2 separate regions of the Mus musculus genome follow, and region 1 is linked to region 2. A link is a contact called in ENCODE Hi-C data. All regions are on one chromosome and are shown on one strand. Each heading gives the region's core, a stretch centred on a gene start or an enhancer-like site at or near the end of the contact. The rest is flanking DNA. Distances are from core to core; before and after follow the strand shown.

Region 1 (4,112 bases), core at 486-2,985, 2.3 Mb before region 2:
GGGAAATTAAAATCCTGTGGGCATACACTGGAAGATTTGCCTAATAGAAATAGAAGCAAGGTGCCAACCAAGGAAGTGAGAAAATTGGGACAAAGACAAAATGGGAACACAGAAAATTTGATGAAGCCTGAAAAATTCATATGCATCAGGCACTCTGTAAGGCTTCTACCTTTGCAGAAGAAAGGGAAGTGGTGACCTAGCACGTCAAACTGCCAAAGAAAACACATACTTACCTCAAATATTCAGGGAGTCACAAGACAACAGCCAAGCAGTTCTGAGAAGCAAAGCTCTTCCTGGTTTGGGGAATGGAAAGATCACCCTGCCCCCTCCCAGATTCTTTATAGAGCCTATTGGAACAGTTGCATCTTGCCTAGCTCCCAAGGACAAGCTGTGGAGAGCCACTTCTTTTCCATCTCTCAATTTAGATTGTAGCGTAAAGTCCAAAGCATATTTAGCAACCTCATCGCATGAGTGTTGTGTTTGAATCTGAGGTCTGGAACTGGTGTTTGCTCTCTTAATGATTTACTTAATCTAAAAAGAAACATACTGCATGAAGCCCTAGTCTTTTCCAGCACTTTAAAGATACACATTATCATCCACAAAATTAAGTCTCCCTATCATTATTCTATTGACCAATTAAAGAGACAAGTAATAATGAAACAGGTAAAAAGGAAATTTACTCATTATGGCCACATAGGGAATTGGAGGAAGCAAAAGGGTACAGTTATCACCAAGTCCACCGTCAGGAGTACTGACCAGAGGTTTAAGTCTATATAGAGAGCTAGAGATAGTTGTAAATTGAGCACTCCTGCCTGGTTAAGGTGTGATAGGACTGACCTAGCACTGTTTCGGCTCACTCCGGTCTATCTTGCAAAGTGGTCTGAGAAGTTGTCAGAGCTACGAATCCTGGGAGGCAAGCTCCTTCTCTGGATAGCGCTAGGCCTTCAGTGTTGTTTCCATTTCTCCAGGATGAAAATACCTAAAATTTAAAACATTATTTGGAGTATAATGTTTCAACAGTCTGATGGCCTGAGGGGCGCTAGTGTCTCCTCCCCTACCACAGTGGTTATGTTAGTGGTCTGGAGGACAGGTGGAGACTTTCCAAGTTCTCTTTCAATATTATTAATTTCAGTTGAGCTGTTAGGGCTAGTGAGGAGACTAGGCAGTCTAGGGTCAGATAAATATCACCGTCAATGCTTTTAATAGACAGCCAGATACTGAAGGCTTTCATGATGGTGACTCTCAACGACTTGTCTGACCATCTAGGAAGGAGGGAGAGATGGCATTTGGAATGGGATTGGGATCCACAGCCTCATAAAATAGCTCCAATTCTCAGCTCTCAGTGTTTTATCGCAATCTCCGCTCAGATTCAGTATGCACGGCTGAGGCATAGCCAGCCACAGTCAGGCCAAAACAAGACGTAAAGTGGGGAAGTCATGCTTGCTCCAGTGTTCAGATCACTCCTGTCAGACTGGAGCCGGAGCTGACAGGTTTGGTTGTGGTCAAGCTGCACATTTGAATCCAGCCAAGAGACCGGAGTGAAAGGTTCAAGCCAGGAAAAGACCTGAGTCAGGGGGTAAAAAGGCAAGGTCAGTGGATCAGGGCGGAGCCTGCGAACGGCTGGCGCGAGGTTGGGGCGGGCCCGGAGGCGGGGTCTAGTCCAGTGAGACTCGCGCCTGCGCAAGGACAGACCGGGAGGCGGGGCCGCGCACGCGTAGTGCGAGGGCCCTGGAGGGCGGAGTCCAGGAGGGTGCCGGCCTAGGGAGGGGGCGCGGCGTCGGTGAAGTCCGGCGCTCCCGCAGGCCGAGGAGGCGATGCTGGCTGCTGCGGGGCAGGCGGCTGGACAGACCGGGATGTGACGGAACTGCCTCTCGCCTCTCTCCCATCCTCGGGCGGGCAGGTCGCTGGGCGACCGGCAGCCGGGCCGCGGCCGAGGAGGCAACGCGACCTCCGCACGGTGAGAGTCGGGGGTCAGGGCCGGGGTCTCGGGGCGCCCGAGGCTGCCTGGCTCCGGGGCGCAGCGCGGGCGGACGGAGGGCCGGGTGTCCTTGGCCAGCAGCGCTCTGGGACGACCCTCGGAGCCCCCGCCCCCTCTCCCGAGCCGCCTGCTGTGCAGCGGGCAGGCCGGATGCCCCTGCTCGGTGGTGCTGTGACGGGAAGGGGCCGCGGGATGCCCGGGCTGCAGCCTTCCTGCACCGGGAAATCAGGGCGAGGCAGAGATGCCCTGGGATTTCAAAGCCTGGATGCTCGCGTTGGTGAGGGAAAGTACCTGAGAGCCCGGAATGAGTGGGATTTTTTTTTTTTTTTTTTTTTTAAATCACTGAGTCAAAACAAAGACACGCCCTAAAACACGTCTTGAGAACTTTGGTGGATTACGGGGCGTCTGTAGGTTCAGGTGCTTTACGCCCCTCCTCTCCCTCTTTTGGACGTCTATTTTTATACATTTTTTTTAAAAATGTACCTACTTTCTTGACAAAGTAAAGGGAGGGGGCAATCCATTTGAGGTGGTCGTTGCTCGTAAAGCCTGATTTTGAATTTCAATAATTGCAAATTCATCTTTGCTGGCTACCTAGCCAATTAGGTTTGCTGATCATAAAATAGGCCTTAGCCATGGAAATGACTAGTGCACAGACTCTTCGCCGTTCAAGATTGGAATGCCCTGTTTCACTTAAGGAGAGAGAAAAACCAGGTGGTTCACGCCTTTATCCTGGCATTCAGGACGCAGAGGCAGGTGGATTTCTGTGAGTTCCAGGCTAACCTAGTCTACATAGCAAGCTTCAGAATAGCAAAAACTACCTGGACCTTGTCTCAAAAAACCCAAGCTGGGGGAGGACGGTTATGAATGAGAATAAGCATTTACCTTTTTTTTTTTTTTTCAGAGTAGCCGTTTGAAAAAGCATTTTTTTTGGGGGGGTCAAGAACATTAAGTATTAGTGAGACATATGTATTTAGACAGTTGATTAAAGTATCATCATTTAGATTAAAAAACTGGAATCAAATTTAATGCAAAGGATAACTATAAAGTATGCGTTAAAATGTATAGTGTATAATTGGTAAGGGATGTAAACGTTGATGAAGGGTTTGCATTGGATGAAGTCAGTCTTCTTTCCAGACTTTATTAATGTTTGTCTCTCTTAATTTGTTAGAGTGCATTGCTCTTCTCTTATATGGTGGTTTTCTTCCTTGTTCTCAGCAACACTGACCTCAGTCTCTAGGTTAAAAATACTTAACAACCCTTAACCTGTAATTTGTTCTGTTTCTTTAATACGTCATAACAAGAAAGCCAGAAGCCGCCCTTCGCGCAGGAACTTTTTTATTCTACCTTCCCTCAGGTAGAATCTTTTTGCTTGTTGCCATATTGCTTTTACTATTGTGGGTGAAGAAGAGAATTTTAATTTCATGGTTAGAATTCCTTCAGTCTTTTCCAGTTTCTGGTGCTTGTCTGCGTTCTCGTTTCGTCTACAGTTACACATGTCCTCTCCATGGGACTGTTTGCAGTTCACAGACGATGGCATCTTCCTTTGTTTCCTGGGTCCAGAATTGTCTTCCTAGTAAACATCTTGCATCCCCGCTAGAGCATTGAGCTTGAGTCTTGTCTGGGCATTTCATCTCTTGTTTTCACTGCTCCAGCAGCACCAGGCCACGCTGCACTGAGCAGTTCATCAATTAGGAGTTAACGATTTGCTGATATAGGTCTTCCCCAGGCTTCTGAGTTTCTTCTTATGTTTGCTGCTACAGCACATACTGCTAAAATCTATTTACTCAGTGCATTTTGAGGAAAGGGTCCAGGCTTGAGTGCAGATTTAAGATAAGCTAAATATGTTTGGACTCTCTTAGTACCAGAAAAATTGGAAGAAAAAAATCAGTATTTTAAAAAAATGACTTTTAGAGAAATTGTATGTACTGGTGTTTTACCTGCTATTCTGTGTGTGGGTGTCAGATCTCCGGGAACCAGAGTTACAGACGGTTGTAAGATGACGTGTGGTTGCTGGGAATTGAACTGGGGTCCTTTGAAAGAGCAGCCAGTGCTATTAACTGCTGAGCCATCTCTCCACCCCCAACATTACTACTTTTATTTGTTTAAGGATGAAATAAGAGCTGATACTGTTTGG
Region 2 (3,994 bases), core at 466-2,965:
TTTCTTTAAGCTGACTACAGACACGCAGACCTACACACATATATACATTCCAACAAAGTTGGAATGTTTTGGGCACACATACATGGCAATCATCTAAAAATGCTGACTAAAGCCAAAAAAAAAAAAAAATCTAGACTTGATCTTCTTTATGACATCTGAAAAACTCACCGTAAAAAACAGTAAAGCATTCACTGTGCAAGATTAAGATCTGCAAATGAATATATGATACTGAGCTAAGTAATAAGACAACTGTATTTTTAAAAGATCACGTCTCAGAAATATTCGCTGATGTATTAACATCATTAAATATTGATGAAATATCAGTGATTTTTTTAATATTAAGGAATGGGGAGCGTACTGATTAGAAAATATGGTTGAGTTATTATGTACAGAATCCAGGAGATATGAGTACAAGAGTTACGTGATTGCTTTTACTGTTTTCCATAACGTCCATTTTAAAAAGTCAGCAGACTACTGCGATGGCATTATCTAAGCTTAACATATGTACAAATTCAGCATATATATTTGGCATGACGTTTTACGCACATTTCAGACACACTATCTTGTTCTGGCTTCAAATTTCACCAACAGTCCTAACTAAAAAGGAAAAGAAGGTTCACAACTGATTGTTTTCGATTTGGGAGGCCTTCGCTTCATCCCAAAGCCCAGCTGACTTTTGATGGAAGTGCACTGCGATTTAAATTAGGGAAAGGGTATACAAAACAACCAACCAACCTCCTTACACTGAAGCTGTAAAGAAACCTAGCCACTTCCAGGAAAGACACCCAAGGTAATGCATTAGGGGGGCTTCAATAAAGAGAGGAGAGTGGAATGGGCAAACAGAAACCCTCACCTGAGGCTGCGAGTGCGCCCGGAGGCTGGAGCCGAGACACCCCTCGGGCTGGACACTCACGCAACTTTTCTCCTCCCAACCCCCACAGCCTAGGAAAGGGATGTCGCTTCGGACGCCCCGGAAGCTTCTGCTACCGAGTCCCCGAAGCAAGGCCTCTCGGTGACGGCTAGAGGCGGAGGAGACGACGGGGAAAAAGAATTCGGGACTCAAATCAACCGGACCGGGTTTGGAAAAGAGAAGTCAAATCAAGTAGCCGGAGAAGAACTCAAAAGGCAAAATTAAGAGGTGGGAAGGGAAAGAGTTTCTTGCGATCCTCCGGTGCCCAACTTCCTTAGAAGCCAGGTGAGCAACGAGCCTCGCGCCGCCCCTGCCGCCTCCACCCGCCCCAACTCACTCCGGGCCTAGGCAGCCGCCCGAGACCTCACTTACCCTCGGCGCCTGGCGGGTGCTTTGGCCTCGGGCCGCCTCCGCCTCTCCGGCTCCCAACGGCCCGCGGGCGGGCGCGGGAGCCCCGCGCGAGAGACCAGTGCCGACCGGTGCCACCGAGAGGGGCGAGGGGCTCTGCTGCCGTCACAGTCCGCGGCTCCGCTTCGGTAAATAGGAAGCTCGGGCGACAGGGGGGGTGGGGGGTGAGCGGCGGCCCCGCAACTTCCCTCCCCACCTCAGGCGCGCCGGCCGGACAGGGCCTAGGCCTCCCTGGCGGCCGCCGCCGGTGCCGAGCCCGCTACGTGCCCCCGCTGGGCCGCCGCCGCCTTCTGCGCCGCCGCCTCCGCCGGTGAATGGTCAGCGCTGGAGTTTGAACAGGGCCCTGAACCATCTCAACGCCATTTGCGCTCCCGGCCCCCCACCTCCTTCCTCCAACAGCCGCTCGCTCCGTCACTCCGCTTCCCACAGGCCCCGCGCGGCCGCCCGACTCCGCAGCCAATCGTACGGCCTCTTACTCAAACCGCCGCGCAGGCGCCGCGCCCCGCACGCGCCGGCTACCACCATTGGTCGGACCGCGTGGCCCGACGGGAGTTGTAGTTCTCTCTTCCGCAAGGTCCTGGTGTCTAAAGCCCGGTTCCGGAGCTGGCGAACGGTATAGGTTCTGGCTAAGGGCCTGCTGGACTTCACCGACTCCGGAGCCAGTCCCAGTTCCTAGCCACGCGACGAGACGCAGGTGCAGCGCGGGAAGGCTCGCGGCACAGTGCAGGCAGCTGTGTCAATCGTTTCCCCTCCAGGGACCCTCCGGTGTCTAGGGACAGAGACTTGTGCAGCTGCGCCGAGCCTGCTGGGCCACCGCCCGGACCTTGGAGGCGGGGAACTTGGGGCCGCCTTTGACCTGGTCTGACGGTGCGAGAGAGCCAACGCAGGTAAACGAGCAGCGAAACCTGGAGCAGTCGGGTGCTGGTCTCCTCGCAGCCGGGATCCGCTTCAGCCGGCCACTTCATCCTCTCTCTCCTTTCTTGTTCAGTCCCCACTACGGAGTTCTGTCCCCTACCTGTTAGCAATGACACCCCACACCCCCACCCCACCCCCGCTCCCCGAGTATTTTATGTTACTAAGGAATTATCGTCATCCTTATCGAACGTGCTTACGGTAATGTGGCTTTAAATTTAAAACACACACACACACACACACACACACTAAAGTGTTGATAGGTAAAATGATCCAATACGTTTATTTTGTTTTAGACTAAGCCTCTGGAAACTGGGAAAGAAGGGAATAAATTAACTGAGGATGTCCTTCGATGTTGGAGCTGTGGGATATGTACACATATGCTATCATACCAGTATTTATGTCTCAAATTGTTCATAATAAAGTTTTGGTTTGGGGGGGACGGATTGTTTGTTTTGGTTTGGGTTTTCAACTAACTAGTCCCGGACAAGAAGGTAGTGAATGATGGACGGAGTATTTTTAAGTTTTCTTCTGCAGAGACTTTTTTTCATGTCAGTGAATCACCTGGTTGAGAAACTTGGAGAGGTTTTATTTTAAACCTTCAATGAGAAAATAGCTTTCTAAAACAGTTTCCCTTAGGAGAAGTGAGTGGTCAGTCATTGGCCTTGCAGCTAATGGAGACTCATCTGAGAAATTAGAAAACTACTAATTGCTTTTAGTGAAAAGACAACCTCTTCTGCCAGATTTGCTTTTAAAGACTCCTCAAATTTCAAGCTCCCTCCACTGTAGTCAATGGATTTTTCCAACAAAGCTAAAAAGGAAAAATAAAAACTTCTGACTGAGAGGATAAGTTAATAGTAGAGTTTTTCTCCAGCATGCCCTTGGTTAGATGCCCTTGGCACTCCCTTCTGCCACCCTCTTAAAAATAAAAAACATGAGCACTTCCCAATAGGAATTTAAGGTGGATTTTCAACACTTGAATTGTTTTCCTTTTGATCCTAAGTTCATAACTTACATTCTTGCATTTGCAGTTTCCCCAGTATCAGCCTGACTGACTTCACAGCAGGCCATCGCCTCTTAACTTATGCTAAGGAACCAGTCTTGCACTATATATGGTATACATATATGACCTATTTGGGCCAATTTTGTCTTTTTAATCAGCAGCTTAGGATATTGTTTTATCATTTGTTTGAAGATGGCAGGCAGAGGTGCAGTCTGCACTTAGGTTAATTATTTAGATGACATGGTGGTGGGTGCTAATTAGAGGGTAATTATCATCAGAGGGAAAAGGTAAGATCAAAAAGCCAAAAGAGGTAGAGAGGGGTAGTTGCAAGATCTTCCTGGAGGAGGTTCCAAAACCAAGAGAAATATCCTCTGGCCTAGCCCTGCTAGTATTCTGCACTTAGTGGGTTTTGAAGCTGAGTGAAGCAAAAGTGGAAAGGTTAATTAAAGAAACAGTCTTTGGCACCCTTTATAGGGTCCTTATCTTAAGTGATAGAACTTAGTTGTGTCTAAATTCCTACTACTGAAAGAATGACCCGATGTCAGTATCTAAGCATAACCCTTGACCTTGCTGGGAAGGGATAATTCCCAGCCTCGCCCCAACCCCAGACATCTGCAGATTAGTGGGAGTCCCCCAGGCAATGGGTTCACACATCAGAGTTTGACAAGCACTGGTTTATATAGTAGATCCACAACATGTAATCCACCGAGGATGGGTGAGAAAGGGAAGAGCAATCCCAGTCCTTCTGAGTTTAAGGTAGG

The links. A loop is a pair of places that touch in the nucleus more often than their neighbours do.
Region 1: a map of heart shows a loop between it and region 2 (7-fold over the local background). The contact joins the promoter of Ccser2 here to the promoter of Wapl in region 2. A Hi-C loop is called at or near these places in 2 of 37 maps with a recorded cell type or tissue (heart and regulatory T cell).

Annotation. Positions count from the first base shown.
Region 1 is chr14:36,966,387-36,970,498 of GRCm38, reverse strand. It overlaps Ccser2 (coiled-coil serine rich 2), which reads left to right and starts at 1,735. Exons shown (of 11, transcript NM_027045.1): 1 at 1,735-1,957.
Region 2 is chr14:34,671,649-34,675,642 of GRCm38, reverse strand. It overlaps Wapl (WAPL cohesin release factor), which reads right to left and starts at 1,715. Exons shown (of 19, transcript NM_001004436.4): 1 at 1,283-1,715. It overlaps 5830448L01Rik (RIKEN cDNA 5830448L01 gene), which reads left to right and starts at 975. Exons shown (of 1, transcript NR_165636.1): 1 at 975-2,672.